Regions from separate parts of the Homo sapiens genome. Here region 1 is linked to region 2. The links are chromatin loops, found by intact Hi-C in ENCODE. Cell type or tissue: tibial artery. All regions are shown on one strand. Links, peaks and the distances in the headings refer to the core of each region. The heading gives the core; the rest is flanking DNA.

What was found. Peaks named below come from ENCODE experiments on the same cell type or tissue, not always from the same donor. Only the 100,000 strongest peaks of a DNase experiment are listed, where the experiment ranks them.
Region 1: a loop joins it to region 2, with 3.0 times the contacts of the local background. A loop is called at or near these places in 10 of 110 quality-filtered maps.

What each region holds. Positions count from the first base shown.
Region 1 is chr12:56,260,672-56,265,059 of GRCh38, forward strand. No RefSeq gene overlaps it. Among named protein-coding and RNA genes, the nearest start is that of COQ10A, 4.1 kb to the right of the region's middle. RefSeq lists enhancers at 1,725-1,894, 3,348-3,517. In tibial artery, for the core only: no CTCF peak of the experiment used is centred there; no DNase peak of the experiment used is centred there.
Region 2 is chr12:56,129,733-56,134,120 of GRCh38, forward strand. It overlaps ESYT1 (extended synaptotagmin 1), which reads left to right. Exons shown (of 31, transcript NM_015292.3): 2 at 850-891; 3 at 1,059-1,193; 4 at 1,308-1,381; 5 at 1,512-1,584; 6 at 1,745-1,834; 7 at 2,017-2,072; 8 at 2,477-2,600; 9 at 2,689-2,865; 10 at 2,987-3,069; 11 at 3,685-3,733; 12 at 3,856-3,942; 13 at 4,049-4,141; 14 at 4,378-4,388. Among named protein-coding and RNA genes, the nearest start is that of ESYT1, 3.7 kb to the left of the region's middle. In tibial artery, for the core only: no CTCF peak of the experiment used is centred there; no DNase peak of the experiment used is centred there; H3K4me3 peaks cover 486 bases; H3K27ac peaks cover 1,607 bases.

The sequences.
Region 1 (4,388 bases), core at 76-4,075, 130 kb after region 2:
GCCATTCTCCTGCCTCAGCCTCCCCAGTAGCTGGGACTACAGGTGCTGCCACCATGCCCGGCTAACTTTGAGTAGAGATGGGGTTTCACCATGTTAGCCAGGAGGTTTCAATCTCCTGACCTCGTGATCCGCCCGCCTCGGCCTCCCAAAGTGCTGGGATTACAGGCGTGAGCCACCGTGCCCAGCCAGGTATAGTTTTTTTTAAGCTCCAGAATATCAGTATAGAGAAACAGGCATTTAATATTTGATGACTGATGATGATGATGAAGCAGCAGCAGAAACCAAAGGTAGCAAAGGATCAAATGGATATGGGTGTTGGGACTTGGCTATTGGGTATGATGGGCCTTCCAGGAAGGGCTAAACTAGGATATGGCCCAGAGGATAAGGAGGAGGGGCATACATGGTATCCATTGCCCAAAATAACTCTAGGTAACCTGAGGAATTGGAGTCAGGGGTTCAGCTGGGGTCACGTGCCCGGTTCTGGCTAGGGGATGGAGGTGAACAAGAGAGGTTGCCAGCCTGGTTCTCTGGGCAATTGGAGGGAGGAGGACGGGCTAGAAGAGTTATTTTTAATATTATTTAGAGCATCAAAAGAGGATTTCCCAGTAGGAAAAAAAGGGATTTGATGTAGGGAACACTGATACTTTCAGGGCTCAGGGAGACACACAGGGTATGGGAGGAGGAGGCCAGAAGTGGTGATAAAACCTTCTTATATGGACAGTCCTTCTGGATTGAACTACAAGCATTCATATTTGGGTAACTCTAGACAGATGGCTGCCTATTTTTAAGCCTCAGTTTTCCTTCTTCTGACTAAATGTGAGGACTCACCCGATGTACAGCCCTGTACTAATTGGTCGGGAGGTCAAAAATTAGAAGTAATGGTGTCTCTTTATGAGGAGCTTATAACTTAGTAGATGAACATACATATACATGTGAAACAACTACAGAATATAGGATACATGCTAGATTACATGGCATTATGTGTTCAGAGTAATGTTGAAGGAAGGGTTCAGTCAAGAGGGTCTTCCTGGAGGAGGTGTGTTTTGAGTCAGTACTTGAAGGAAGTTATTGATGTAGAATGGTGGAGACATGGGAAGAAATCGGTTGTTTCAAGTATAGGGACTAAACTAGGAAAGTTTAAATGGCAGTAATTAGTTAAACCAATTAGTAGGGGACAGTAAGCAAATTGGCTTGGTAGGCCTGTTGGACCTTGGGGATTCTGTAGCAGTCAACTTGGTTAAGGCAGAGTGATAATGAGGTCACAGTTCAGTTATGTATCCCTGTTAATTTCTGTCTTTTAACCAACCAGATCCTTACTCCTCATTCAAAGCAGCTGTCTCACATGTATAAGCCCTTAGTCAGAGGCGGGTGGGGCTGGACAAGACAGTGGAATTCGAAAGAGTAAATCTGTCCTTTAAGGTCATGTGCCCATCTGAAGGTGGCTCCAGATTACCATTTGTGAACTGGAAGGAGGCACTGTACTACAGTAGTGGAAAGGAGGACTGGGGGATGTGGACATTTTAACAGACTCTCTCTGGAGTGCAGAGGCGAAAAGAAGAGATGTTAGGAAAGAAAATAAGTGAGATCATCACCCAACTTGGGGTATCACGGAAGAGGATAAACGGAAAGGTGGCGGCCGGGCACGGTGGCTCATGCCTGTAATCCCAGCACTTTGGGAGGCCAAGCAGGTGGATCACCTGAGGTTGGGAGTTCAAGACCAGCCTGATCAACATGGAGAAACCCCGTCTCTACTAAAAATACAAAATTAGCCGGGTGTGGTGGTGCATGCCTGTAATCCCAACTACTTGGGAGGCTGAGGTAGGAGAATCGCTTGAACCTAGGAGGCTGAGGTTGCAGTGAGCCGAGATCGCGCCATTGCACTCCGGCATGGGCAACAAGAGTGAAACTCTGTCTCAAAATTAAAAAAAAAAAAAATTAAAAAAAAAAAGAAAAGTTGACAAAACACATTTATAGTCCAGGCATGGTGGCTCATGCCTGTAATCCCAGCACTTTGGAAGGCCAACGTGGACATATTGCTTGAGTTCAGGAGTTTGAGACCAACCTGGGCAAGAAGATGAAACCCTGTCTCTACCAAAAATGTGGTAGTGTGCCCCTGTGGTCGCAGCTATTTGGGAGGCTGAGGTGGGAATATCACTTGAACCTGGAAGGCAGAGGTTGCAGTGAGCCGAGATTACACCAATGCACTCCAATCTGGGTGACAGAGTGAGACCCCCGTCTCAAAAATTAAATAGATAAATAATAAAACATATTCATTTGGTCAATAATTATTTTGAATTGGTAGTACTAACTGCTATAGAGGTAGAACAGCTTATTAAAAATGGGTTTTGATGATCACCCAATGGCTCTTGCTTACTTGAAATCCAGAGAAGATGGGCTCAAACTTTTTTTTTGAGACGGAGTTTTGCTCTTGTTGCCCAGGCTGGAGTGCAATGGCGCCATCTAGGCTCACCGCAACCTCTACCTCTGGGGTTCAAGTGATTCTCCTACCTCAGCCTCCCGAGTAGCTGGGATTACAGGCATGCACCACCACGCCCGGCTAATTTTGTATTTTTAGTAGAGATGAGGTCTCTCCTTGTTGGTCAGGCTGGTCTTGAACTCCCAACCTCAGGTGATCCACCTGCTTGGCCTCCCAAAGTGCTGGGATTACAGGTGCGAACCATCTCGCCCCGCATTTTTTTTTTTTTTTTTTTTGAGACAGAGTCTCCGTCTGTCCCCCAGGCTGGAGTGCAGTGGCACAATATCCACTCACTGCAACCTCTGCCTCCCGGGCTCAAGTGATTCTCTGCCACAGCCTCCCGAGTAGCTGGGACTATAGGTGCGTACCACCACATCTGGCTTTTTGTTTTGTTTTGTTTTGTTTTTGAAACGGAGTCTCGCTGTGTCGCCCAGGCTAGACTGCAGTGGCGTGATCTCGGCCTACTGCAACCTCCGCCTCCCAGGTTCAGGCCATTCTCCTGCCTCAACCTCAGCCTCCTGAGTAGCCAGGACTACAGGCGCCCGCCACCATGCCCAGCTAATTTTTTGTATTTTTAGTAGAGACAGGGTTTCACCATGTTAGCCAGGATGGTCTCCATCTCCTGACCTCGTGATCCACCCGCCTTGGCCTCCCAAAGTGCTGGGATTACAGGCAGTGAGCCACTGCGCCCGGACATGTTTTGTATTTTTTGTAGAAATGGGTTTTTGCCACGTTGGCCAGGATGGTTTTGATCTCCTGACCTCATGATCCGCCTGCCTTGGCCTCCCAAAGTGCTGGGATTACAGGTGTGAGCCACCGTGCCCGGCCCAAGAGCTACCCTGTTTCTAGACCAGATGTCTCTTCCAGATTAGTTGGACAAGAATTGCAACACAGTCTTTTTTTGTTTTTGTTTTTGTTTTTCTGAGACAGGGTCTCACTCCCGTCACACAGACTGGAGTGCAGTGGTGCAATCACGGCTCACTGCAGCCTCAACCTCCTGGGCCCAGGTGATCCAACTCAGACTCCCAAGTAGCTGGGATTACAGGCATGTGCCACCATGCCTGGCTAAATTTTTTTGTATTTTTTGTAGAGACAAGGTTTCACCATATTGCCCAGGCTGGTCTCAAACTCCCGGGCTCGGGTGATCCACCAACCTTCACCTCCCAAAGTGCTGCAATTACAGATATGAGCCACCATGCCTGGCTACAACACAGTCTTTATTTACTTTATCCCCTGCCCCTCTGCATAACCACCACACACAACACTTCTCAGGGAAAGATTTCCTGAAAGTGGAGAGCTTGACTGAAGATTTAGAAAGCAAGCAGAGGAAAGGCTTGTACTGTAATAGCATGAATTTCTTAAAACTCAACAGCAGGCACCACCATTCTCTTGCACCCACCTAGTTCTAGTCTCTCTTTTTTTTTTCTTTTTTATTTTTGGAGAGACAAGTTCTCACTATGTTGCCCAGGCTGGTCTTGAACTCCTGGCCTCAAGTGATCCTCCCACCTCAGCCTCCCAAAGTGCTGGGATTACAGGCATGAGCCACTGCACTTAGCCCAATCTCTTTCTAATTGTTGATTTCTTTCTTCCCTTCCTTTTTTTCTTTTGTTTGCCTGACTTTTTTTTTTTTTTTTTTTTGAGATGGAGTCTTGCACTGCTGCCCAGGCTGGAGTGCAGTGGTGCGATCTTGGCTCACTGCAAGCTCCGCTCCCCGGGTTCATGCCATTCTCCTGCCTCGGCCTCCTGAGTAGCTGGGACTACAGGTACCCACCACCACGCCCGGCTAATTTTTTGTATTTTTAGTAGAGATGCAGTTTCACCCTGTTAGCCAGGATGGTCTCGATCTCCTGACCTCGTGATCCACCCACCTCGGCCTCCCAAAGTGCTGAGATTACAGGCATGAGCCACCGCA
Region 2 (4,388 bases), core at 325-4,324:
CCTTAAAAGGAGTCACACAGAGAAAGATAGAGGAAAACACACACACACACCCCAAAAAACCCACAAAGCCAGGCCTAATTAGGTCTTCTGGCCCCTCCCTGACTCAAGGAAGGACTTGCTTCCCTCTTCACCTTCCTGCTCTAGAAGCCCCGTCTGAGGGGAGTTGAGAAGGCTGGAAAAGGGGACTTTTTTTTTTTTCTTTTTTGAGACGGAGTCTCGCTCTGTTGCCAAGCTGGAGTGCAGTGGCCCGAACTTGGCACACTGCAACCTCTGCCTCTTCAAGCGATTCTCCTGCCTCAGCCTCCTGGGTAGCTGGGATTACAGTCACGCGCCACCACGCCCGGCTAATTTTGTATTTTTAGTAGAGACAGGGTTTCACCATGCTGGTCAGGCTGGTGTCGAACTCCTGACCTCGTGATCCGCCGGCCTCGGCCTCCCAAAGTGCTGGGATTACAGATGCGAGCCACCGCGGCCAGCCTGGAACCAGGACTTTTTAAATCCCAGGATTCCCTCAAACTCCAATTTGACTGGACCTCCCCCTCCAGAAAGAATGCGCCCTTCTCCTCCTCCCGCTCCTCTCTCTCTCAGCAGCTGTCATTTCACCACGTCCCTGAGCTATCCACAGGGCAACAGCGTGACCTCTACCTTGTCAGCTCCCCTTATTAGAGAGACATCAGCCCCCAAACTCTGTGAGGAATGAACCTTTGGGGCATCCTCGCCCCTCGCCCACCCTGAGTGTGAGGAGTCACACACACTCCCTCTCCTCTGTGGCACACCACCAGCATCTTAGTAGGAAACCAGAGGCGAGGGTGTGCTGCACGTCACTGTCTCTGCCTTCCCCACCTCCAGGTCAGCTTCCCAGACGTGGAAAAGGCTGAATGGCTCAATAAGGTGAGGATTGATTTGATTTTTAGTCTTCATGAGGGGAGAATGGGAATTTGTTTCTTCTTGCCAGACCCATCCTCAACCCTCAGTGCTCTCCGTGGGGAGGATTCTGAAGGAACTTGCCTTGAGAGGGAAGACTGGACTCTCCTCTGACCATCTCTCTTTCCTCCCAGATTGTGGCCCAGGTCTGGCCCTTCCTGGGCCAGTATATGGAGAAGCTTCTGGCTGAAACTGTGGCTCCGGCTGTTAGGGGATCTAACCCCCATCTGCAAACATTTACATTTACACGAGTGGAACTGGGTGAAAAGGTATGTGTGGAGGAGGGAAAGTGAGGAGGTAGGCTAGGGAGGGTGAGTGGCCCGGAGTAGACTCAGGTACTTCTCCCTATCCCTGCCCTCTCTCAGGAATTTCTCTCTCCCTAGCCATTGCGCATCATTGGAGTCAAGGTTCACCCAGGTCAGAGAAAAGAGCAGATCCTGCTGGACTTGAACATCAGGTAATACCACTCACCACTCTTACTGCTTCCCCTTCAATGTGTCCTGTTCAGTCCAGGCTACTTCACTCCCCCTCCCCGCAACTTCAGCCAAGGACTAACTCTCTTGGTTCTCTTCTTCACCAATCCCCAGCTATGTAGGTGATGTGCAGATTGATGTGGAAGTGAAGAAATATTTTTGCAAAGCAGGAGTCAAGGGCATGCAGGTAGGCCAGATGTCAGGGGCCACATAATAGGGAATGTTTGTCCTGCGTTTCATGGGATATGGGGAAGTGTGAGGTTGGAAAGACCAAGGCTGAGAAAGTCTGGGAGGACAGAAGAGGGACTTTTCTGGGGAAAGGCTTTGATTTTCTCTTCTTGCCTCAGCTACATGGCGTTTTGCGGGTGATACTGGAGCCACTCATTGGGGACCTTCCCTTCGTGGGGGCTGTGTCAATGTTCTTCATCCGACGCCCGGTAAGGGAAAACAATGAAGGGGTATGGGGAAGCAGGAGAAACAGAGGACTGGGAGGATGAGGGCAGCCAGTGAAGGGGAATGAGAAGGGAACTGACAAGAAGGCCGAGGGGTTCTGGCAACTGTTTGATGGGTATGACCACACCCCATAGGATCTGTCCTGACCCCTGCTCTTTCCCTCCAGACCCTAGACATCAACTGGACAGGGATGACCAACCTGCTGGATATCCCAGGACTTAGGTATCAAGGACTTACTGAGCACCTGCTGAGTGTTCCAGCGCTGGGTTGGGGGTTTAAGGGACACAGAGCAGTCAAAGATGCTGCTTGTGTCCTCTAGGAGCCTCAACTTCATTTGGGGAGCAAAGACAAATACCCCTGCAAAGTTTGATACTGTGATTTTTCTTTGGGTTGGGGGAGCAGGAAGGGAATGCAGAGGGCTGAAGACTGCAAAAGGCAATGGGGATGGCAGTGAAGAAGGGAGAGAGCAGTAGGTGGGGAATTAGGGTAGAAGAGTAGCACAAAGGATTTTCACAAAAGGACTTTCTTACAGCTTTAGGTCTCTCTTGGGTGTGGGAAACATAGTTGGGGTTAGGAGAAAATTGGAAGTTGAGGCCATACCCACTCCTTTCTACTCCCCCATTCAGCTCACTCTCTGACACCATGATCATGGACTCCATTGCTGCCTTCCTCGTGTTGCCCAACCGATTACTGGTGCCCCTTGTGCCTGACCTTCAAGATGTGGCTCAGTTGCGTTCCCCTCTGCCCAGGGTATGGCCTTTCCCCCACTAGATAGATCCTTCTCTCAGGAACCCCTTGCTGGGTCCTTAGTTTCTCACCATCTGATTCCTTCCTCCAGGGCATTATTCGAATTCACCTGCTGGCTGCTCGAGGGCTGAGTTCCAAGGACAAATATGTGAAGGGCCTGATTGAGGGCAAGTCAGACCCATATGCACTTGTGCGTTTGGGTACCCAGACATTCTGCAGTCGTGTCATTGATGAAGAACTCAACCCACAGTGGGGAGAGACTTATGAGGTGGGAGAGTTGAGCAGCTCTGTGAAATGGGGAAGCCCCAGGAGGTTGTGAGAGAAGATGCTGATTGGATGATCCTCACAGCTGCAGCCCCATGAGACACTCAGCCTTCTGTGTTCCCCAGGTGATGGTACACGAGGTCCCAGGGCAGGAGATTGAAGTGGAGGTGTTCGACAAGGATCCAGATAAAGATGACTTTCTGGGCAGGTGAGACTCTGCCTGTTAGGATTCTAAAGCCCATGCTGGCCAGGCACGGTGGCTCATGCCTGTAATCCCAGCACTTTGGGAGGCTGAGGCGGGCGGATCACGAGGTCAGGAGATTGAGACCATCCTGGCTAACACGGTGAAACCCCATCTCTACTAAAAATACAAAAATTAGCCGGGTGTGGTGGCGGGCGCCTGTACTCCCAGCTACTCGGGAGGCTGAGGCAGGAGAATGGTGGGTGAACCCGGGAGGAGGAGTTTGCAGTGAGCCGAGATCGCGCCACTGCACTCCAGCCTGGGCGACAGAGCGAGACTCTGTCTCTAAAGAAAAAAAATAAAAATAAAAAAAATAAAGCCCATGCTACCGAGGTTCTGGAGGTAATTATACTCACTTTCTGGGCCTGGGAATCATGTATCATTTTCCTTCCTAACCTCCCCACCCCCAGCCCCTACCATGCACATACTCACGCATGCAGGTGAATATCTTCTGAGAGGAATAAGGGAGTCTGAGATCTGCCAGTCATTTCTGGGTGGGTGAGTGGAGGGCCACTGACATGCTGCTAATTACAACACTACCCTTTTCTTCCTTTCACTACCCTCTCCCCCGCCAACCCTCAGAATGAAGCTGGATGTAGGGAAGGTGTTACAGGCTAGCGTTCTGGATGATGTAAGTTGGGAGAAGAGGAAGGTGGGGGCTGATCTCACCCTTTGGGTAGATAGTAGTTGCTACATTGGTAGGGAAGTAGTTGAGCAGGTATCTGATCTCTACTACATCTCAATTTCTTCTAGTGGTTCCCTCTACAAGGTGGGCAAGGCCAAGTTCACTTGAGGCTAGAATGGCTGTCACTTTTGTCAGATGCAGAGAAACTGGAGCAGGTAAGCCACATGGGAAATAGGAAGCTGGCAGGGGAGAAATAGGTAGCTGGAAGTGTAGGGGACTTGGAACGGGGACCAAGATCTGACTACTACCACCCCTCCCCAGGTTCTACAGTGGAATTGGGGAGTCTCCTCTCGACCAGATCCCCCGTCAGCTGCCATCTTAGTTGTCTACCTGGATCGGGCCCAGGATCTTCCTGTGAGTTTGGCTGGGTGAACAGGAGCCCTGGATGTAACATTCCCCAACCCTGCCTTGCTGAGGATGCAAATGTCCCTGCCTGCTTTGCTCCAGAAGTATCAGCATGTAACATAAGGGTCCCAGGGAGGGGATCAGATCCATCTCAGGGAAAGGATTCTGATGCGATCCCACCTTCCTTCACCAAAACCAAAACCGAATCCCCCAAGATGGTGACCTCTGAATTGTACCCACCACAGCTGAAGAAGGG